Regions from separate parts of the Homo sapiens genome. Here all the other regions are linked to region 2. Evidence: chromatin loops called from intact Hi-C (ENCODE). Cell type or tissue: IMR-90. All regions are shown on one strand.

Region 1 (2,500 bases), 110 kb before region 2:
AGCGGGTTGGGCTAATACGCTGTACATTATCTGGAAAGTGGGATAATACAATTTGAAGTTTGTGATGATTAAATGTAGCCCAGTTTCACCAAATGGAGAACGTCATCTCATCAACTGGAAGTTGCTGATGAGTTTCCATCCAGAATTAAAGTACTCAAGTCTCTTACATAAGAAATCAATCAACTATTGATTCTGTTGGGATGGCATGCATTATAATAAAATGCTAAATAGACAGATATGAGCTCAGTCCATATTGTAAATAAGAATATTTACATCTTTGTTGCCTCCTTCTGGTCAGTCTTATGAGTAAGCTGTTGAGTGGCACGGAGGTTTTAAAATCAGGTTGTAATAGGCGTCCACATTCTGCTCATTAAGATAAAGAAAGGTTTACCAGAGAAATGGTCTATTAGGTGGTATTTTGCTTTCACTTGCAAATTAAGGGATAATTAGTTTTGAATATCTGGAGATGTAGAATCTATGTGTTTGACATAATTTCATAGGTAGCCAACACCAAGAGTTCAAGTATCTTTGCAGGGCAAAGAAGGGTTATTTTGAAGTTAAAAGAGATTACACAATATTGCATTCTGAATATATACTATTCAGGTAAATATTACAGGTGGCATATATTTATCTCACCATTCAGAACCAATAGTTTTTTTTAACTTGCTAATATTTGGAAAAAGTTGACAAAGTCTGAGTGTCATCGTATTTTCCTTTTTCTTTTGTAGAGACAAGGTGTTGTTTGAACAACAAGATTTAAACTATTTTAAATAATTAAAGGCAAATTCCCGTGTCTTCATTTAATTTGAAATAGCACTTCTTCCCTTAACACTTTTTAAAAATAAATAAACAGAATCCTCCTCATTGCTTAAACAGGGAGAGTAAGTAGGTTTAAATGATTCTTACCTTTGTAAACTGTTACTTGGTCTTCTCTCACTCTTAAAATTTACCAAGACAACTAAAGCATATTTCATGAGGAAAATTTCAACAAGTCTGAAGTGGAATAAGACTCAGGGACTAAGAAAGCTTCTAAATTTGAATTTAAATGGAAATTCTTGGTAGGAAACTTCTCTTCCCTCACATCTAGCCCCATCTTGGCAGAAGATGATTTCTTTATCTAAAAGTAGGTGGTCAGCTTGTCTAAATCACACATAAGGGCATATCATCTGAAAAGGATTTTTCCTCTGATTTATGTAATTACTAAAAAATATAATAGTAAAATCACATCTGGTTAAGCAATTAACAAGTTATCTTTATTGTAAAGAATAAAATGTTATGCAATTCTAACTAAAGAATGAATGATGAGTGACTATGAGATCTCAATCATAACCAGGGCACAGTTCCCAGGGGTGGGGAAGAGCAAGGATTCATTTCCGAAAGGAAGAATAAAAAACGTATCTTGCTCACTGCTTCTTTGAATATTTAACTCATTTCTGCATTAACTTTATCCACTAAAAGGTTCTGGAAAGTCTGTGATGTGTGAGGCACAGGGAACACAAAAGTTAGTAAGACAGCCACTGGCCACCAGGGGTTGTAGGTGCAGCAGAATAAATGGTAAGACATGTTCATGAATAACATTAGTCAAAGAAATAAGCGAAATGTGTGAGATAAAAGGAACCACCAAGGTTATATGAAATTTTAGGGCATAGAGAGTTAATGCCTACAGAAAGAGATGACATTTTCCCCCAAATGCACTAGAGAATGCACAGGATTTAAATAAGGAGAAAGAGAGAATTCTAGGAAAAGGAAATGGTAGATACTGGCATGAGGTCAGGAACCTGAAAGGTATCTTTCTATTTTAGTAGGTAGTGCTGTTTAGTTACAGCATGGAGAAAAGTGTAAAAGTGCATTAAGAAAAGGTAGCGGAGGGCTAACTACTAAGCTAAGGAATTTGGAAACTAGCTTGTGAGCCACTAAACGTTTTAGGGCAGAAAGGTGATGTGCTAAAAGCACAGATTTGAAAGGTGAATGGGTGAGAATGAGAGAGATTTCAGGTGAGGACTCCGGCAAGAGGCTTATTTTTGTTTGGGATGGGCTTTCCACATTTTCACATTCCTAGAGTTTGACAGGAACACAAATTAAAGTCCTCCGTGCACGGTAAAGCCAGGTAAGAAGCCAACTTCTGTTTTAGAATAACATATTGGCCATGCAGTTACGTTTATTTTTACAATGGAAGTGACTGATTTTTTTTATTGCTATTTCACTTTTCACCACAAAGCACCCATCATATTCTTGCAAGAAACTCTTTGAGAGCAGACTAACTCTTAGCCCATCTCAGAGGACAGACTGTCATGAAACCTAACGAATGTGTGACAAGTGGCTAGTTTAGCAAGATCAGTAAGCTCTAGAGGTCTGCTGTACAACACAGCGCCTGTAATTGACAGTACTGCATTGTGCACTTAAACATTTTATTAAGAGGGTAGATTGCATGGTGGGTGTTCTTACCACAAACAAATCAACAAACACTGGAGGGGCATAAGGAAACGTTTGGAGGTGAATG
Region 2 (2,500 bases):
AAGAGGGCAGTAGTGACTCAGCCCTGTCAAGTACGGCCATGTTGAAGTGTGGATCTAGGGTTGCCTGACCTGACTTTTTCAGAAATGCTAGAAACCTGGATTTCTTTTTTATTAATGTACAATTTGCAAAACATTTGAGCCAAACAAACTGCATCCATGGCTAAATTTAGCCTGTGGCTGCTACTTGGCAACCTCTGCCCAGAAGCCAGAGTTGCAGGTTTGGGATAGATGAGTTCCATTACCACCAAGCAGATGTCTCGAGGTTCAACTTGCTAAGCCAGAGGGTGACACATTCACCTCCACAGACCCTGGCTCAGTCAGCACTTCAAGTTAGAAATGTCCTTTCTTCTCCTCTCCTGCCTTCCCCCAAGCTGCCTCTCTCAGCAGAGAAAGATGACTTTCCACCCTAACTCTAGAATAAGGCCACTGCTGAGTGCCTACTGCAGGAGCAAGAGATCCTACAGCCCAGCCATTCATTGTCTGTGCAGCCTGTTCATACCTGAGGAGCCAGGCCTGGGATCCCAGGTGGCTGCAGAAGAAGCGGGCTGTGGGGAATTATATTGGCAGCATCCTTCAGGAGGGTCAGATTCTCACAGGTGCATGGGTACCTGGCTGACAGCTAAATAGAAACAATGCCAAAACCACTGGTCACTTGGTTTGATTCTGTCCAGCTGATTATTGTAATTGGATGACAGGGGGATATTTCCTTCTCCTTTTCAATGAGTGATGGAAAGTGAGTGGACCTAGCTCAGGAGTCACCCTTCTGGGTGGTTATGTAAGGGGGAAGGTTATCTCCTTCCACAGGCAGAACTGTTCCTGCCTTTTGGCTACCTAAAGAATGAAATCAAGTCCAACCAAAGTCAAATGCCAGGAAATTTCAGAACTTCCTCACATTGCGTATTGCACCGTCTACAAACATCTTTGAAATTTTCCCTGCTCCAATACTCAGAGGGGATACAGAGTCAAAGAATGAATTAGAACAGAACCAACTACAATAGGGGAAAAGAAAGAAAGCAAGAAGAAAGCTAGCGAGAAAGCAAGAGAGCAAAAGAAGGAAAGCAAGAAAGAGAGAGACACAGAAATAAATACAGTGAAAAATGGCAGGATTTCTCATTTGGGGGTGATTGTGGCAATTAATGTGGAATAAGGAGAATAGTTTTGTTTTGATGGAGTTGCTGCATTGAAGTTCTTTAAAATGAGCTGTAGATTCAGAATTTTGTAATGCTGTGGATGGAGCCCTCTTCTGGAGAAATTTTTCAACAGGTATTACAAGATCAAAATGCAGAGATGTACACACTCACTCAGACGCGCACACAGAAACACTGTTGGCTACGTAGATGATATGACTGTCATTCAGGTGTAAATTAAATCCATAGTTTGTCCTTTTCCTACATTCCACTAAATATAAATTAACTAGACTCCCCAAGCAATTGTATTTTTGGAAGGAAATAAGGATGTTTTCAAGAACCTAGCTACACTTTAACCTAAACATTGAACTTCAGATTGAGGCTCAGTTTACACATCCAAGTGCTGATGCTTTTAGATAATGCAGTTATTGAGTATGTTGGTTTGTTGGGCAATTTCACTATAACACATAGAGGATACTTCTGGAAGTAAACAGATTTTACTTAACGGAAAACCCAAGGGCTAAAGATAGAAAAGGGGAGAAGGGAGGGAGGCAGAGTAGGAGCGATCAGCTAAGATGACTGTTGGGGCTTTTAGTATAGACTGTGGAATTACACAAATTCCAGATTACATACTCAGCTTTGCAGTTTATTAAACCTGTTTTGGGACTTGCTAAAAAAAAATATTCAGACAGGTGAACTCTATCACTGACTCCTTTCACTACATATTCCATTTCCCTAGTGCTCTGGAAATCTTACAGGCTGTCATGTATTGACCCTAGGGGGGGAGGGGGCAGCACCCTCTTCAACCCTGTGTCCTTTTCCTCATCCAAAAAGTTCTGCAAATAAACACTGCTCTTAAAACATAACACACAAATTTGCAGGAGCACTATAAGACACTGATTCTCATTGAAAATCCTGAAAATCAAGACTCTGACCCCTAGAGAGAACTCCCCACTTTATAGCGAAATCTCAGAATTCCATGGAACATTTTCAGTCACTCCCAAGCGACTGTCCTCCAAGCCTGAACCCCTCCCTAAATTCCTAATTCTTGGGGGATTACTCACTCATTGTTAGAACTTTTGGTTAGTTGTAAGTGCTACCCAAATAGGGAGGGGAATCACATTTACCATGGAATTTCTTGCTCATTTCTTTCTTGATTTGTTTCACAGTCATTACTTATCATAGGCAAATTCCAGAAGCCACTTCTGGGACAGACTTTCCCAAAACACCCCAGGGGATAGGAGAGGTGACTGTTCAACGGTGCCAGCTTCCAGTCATTGTTGCTTAGAATTCCTCACCTCCTACCAAAATGCCTAAAACAACAACCAAGCCAATAAGCTTACAGAGATTGATGGCTTCCAAAGCCAGACCCG
Region 3 (2,500 bases), 260 kb before region 2:
ACGAAGGCTGGGAGACTTACTGAAACATATGAAAATGCTAGTGCTCTGCGTTTTGAAGCCAGTTTTATTAGATATAGCACTGAAACCATGTAGTCACAAATCTTCAAAAACAAAGTACTGGGAGACAGTACCCCAAAAAGCATTTGTGTTTTAAATGTATTACCTATGGAGGTCTGTGGCCCATGCCAATTTCCAAAGAAGAGTCTATACTCTCTTGAGCAAGCATCTCTTTTAATAGTCTTCCCACTCGAAAATCCTAAATCAACCATGCCCTTTAGACTTACGTATTTTAGTTGTTTTCTTTCTTTGAATTTGAAAGAAATGGACTTTCAAATGGAACTATTTTTCACAAGATATACTCAATTTTTCTTTCTACAATAATATTAAGTACAACATAGACAGAGCCAACTCTGTCATGTGTAACCCTGTCAGAACGCATCATAGAAATATCTGTCAGGTGTTAATCACAAAGATATAGATGCAACATTTGATCAACCAGCATGCTTGTATCCTGTGGATACTATAAACCAGATACATGGAAAAATTGTACTCTTTGCTTTGGCTGTTAATAAGATCCTAAATTTATAGACCATCACTCATATCTGCACATGCCAGACACAGTGGGTGCCAAGTTTCTTCCAACTTCATCCAAGTTTGCTACTTGTATTTTTTCTTCCATCAACCCGAAAGCGAGTTGCCTTAAGTCATTTGTGAAGCAAGAAAAACTAATAGATTATAGATAGATTTTAGATAGGTTGGTTGGTTGGTAGATAGGTAGGTAGGTAGAGAGAGAGAGAGAGAGAGAGATAATAGAGAGACAGACAAGCACAATTTTCCTGAATCAAGAGTGCTACAGTTAACTTCATGTAAAAACCAATTAAAAATTATTTAGAACTGAAAAAACAGTGACATTTAAAACATTCAAGGGGGTATTTTTTGAACAAAAGGAAAGAATACTTTCTGTGAGAATGATTTTCTGTGATTGAAAATAAGGTTAAGGGGAATAACCACTTGAAGAGTGACTCTCATTCATTAGAGAAGGCTTCACAGAGTAGCTTATCAACATGGTCAGCCACAATAATGATTATAGCCCAGGGAAGTAAATAAGGCAAACTGTTAGTTCAGGAAATCTATTAAAGGCACAGGATCTTAAAACACCCCAAGCAATGAAACATTAACAAACTTGGGCAAATCGAAAGCTATCCACCCTCCTCCCCAGCTTGCTCAAGACAGACATTTTATAACCGGCCACAAGACAGACTATAGAAAACAATTGCATCTAGAAGACAGAGGCAAATGGCAATGGTCCATTTACTTGCGAAGTTTACATTTCACGGGGCTTAACTACACTTAGGGGCAGCTAAATGGATCAAGTTTCAGGGCTGCTGTCCAAGGCAATAAATAATCCCCATTCAGGAACAGAAGAAACTTGAGTTTCACATATGCTAAGCATCACAGAACTTCAGTGCTAGGGGAGGTCTACAAGGCCATCTTCCTCCAAGCTTTTCTGAACCCTGCTTTAATGGCTGAGAACAGTTCCTGGAGCAGTGCTGCATGGAGGAGGCTTTCTGTCCAGGCGACCAGGAGATGCTGTGGGGGAGCAGAAGTGGCTGCCAGAGGCAGCAGGGACAGAGAGCACTGGGGCATTTGCCCTGTACTTGCCATTCTGTTTCTAGTCCAGTCCCTTCATTTGACAGAGGAGGAATTTGAAGCCTCCAGAGAAGAAGAACTTGATGACAGTCACAGGCAACCCACAGGCCCAGTCCAGCAGCTTCACAATATTCCCTGTCACAGCCAGATCAAACCTTTTGCCTTTATTCTCCCAGATTTCATGAAGCTTATATGAAAATGGCAGCCTGCAATGAGGCAATGGGAGCGCCCGTCTGATTTGCCTTTCTATGGCAAGGTCATAGAGGATACAAATCGGTAGCACCTACACACTATGTATGTTTTCTTCCCAAAAGGTTGTTCGGTGCTTTTTGGAACTTGGATCTCAGAAAAATAATGTCTTAGATGGCTAACCAAAAAGACAAAAACAAACAAAACCCACCAAGATGAGCAAGTAAATACCTGACATACAGCCCTTTGGCCAAAACCGTACTTTTCTGAAGTAACAGTGTGTTTAAGGGAAGCTGTTTAAGTTCAGAATCACAATCACCACTGCTTTCCAGAATGGGCTTCCATGCTGTTTTCAACACGTTCTTAACCTTGGGTTGCTAGGGAGGCTGGGTTCACCTGCTGGAAAAAAAAACCCTTGAGACACTCTTCTCCTTTCTTTTTTTTTCTGAGACGGAGTCTCACTCTGTTACCCAGGCTAGAGTGCAGTGGTGCGAGCTCAGATCACTGCAACCTCTCATCCGCAGGGTTCAAGCAATTCTCCTGCCTCAGACTCCAGAGTAGCTGGGACTACAGGTGTGCACCACCACGCCCAGCTAATTTTTGTATTTTTAATAGAGATGAGGTTTCACCACGTTGGCCAGACTCGTCTCGAACTCCTGAC

The links. Hi-C counts contacts between places; a loop is a spot of excess contacts. Peaks named below come from ENCODE experiments on the same cell type or tissue, not always from the same donor. Only the 100,000 strongest peaks of a DNase experiment are listed, where the experiment ranks them.
Region 1: it touches region 2 in a loop (2.3-fold over the local background); 31 of 110 quality-filtered maps call a loop at or near these places.
Region 3: it touches region 2 in a loop (3-fold over the local background); 5 of 110 quality-filtered maps call a loop at or near these places.

The regions. Positions count from the first base shown.
Region 1 is chr16:82,737,915-82,740,414 of GRCh38, reverse strand. The region is part of intron 1 of CDH13 (cadherin 13); the gene reads right to left. Among named protein-coding and RNA genes, the nearest start is that of MIR8058, 50 kb to the right of the region's middle. In IMR-90, a CTCF peak has its summit at 1,516 (motif pointing right); no DNase peak of the experiment used is centred here.
Region 2 is chr16:82,629,641-82,632,140 of GRCh38, reverse strand. The region is part of intron 1 of CDH13 (cadherin 13); the gene reads right to left. Among named protein-coding and RNA genes, the nearest start is that of CDH13, 3.9 kb to the right of the region's middle. RefSeq lists an enhancer at 1,888-2,500. In IMR-90, CTCF peaks have their summits at 2 (motif pointing right) and 1,251 (motif pointing left); DNase peaks (open chromatin) are centred at 1,250 and 1,680; H3K27ac peaks cover 377 bases.
Region 3 is chr16:82,887,608-82,890,107 of GRCh38, reverse strand. The region is part of intron 2 of CDH13 (cadherin 13); the gene reads right to left. Among named protein-coding and RNA genes, the nearest start is that of MIR8058, 200 kb to the right of the region's middle. In IMR-90, no CTCF peak of the experiment used is centred here; a DNase peak (open chromatin) is centred at 1,317; H3K4me3 peaks cover 201 bases; H3K27ac peaks cover 260 bases.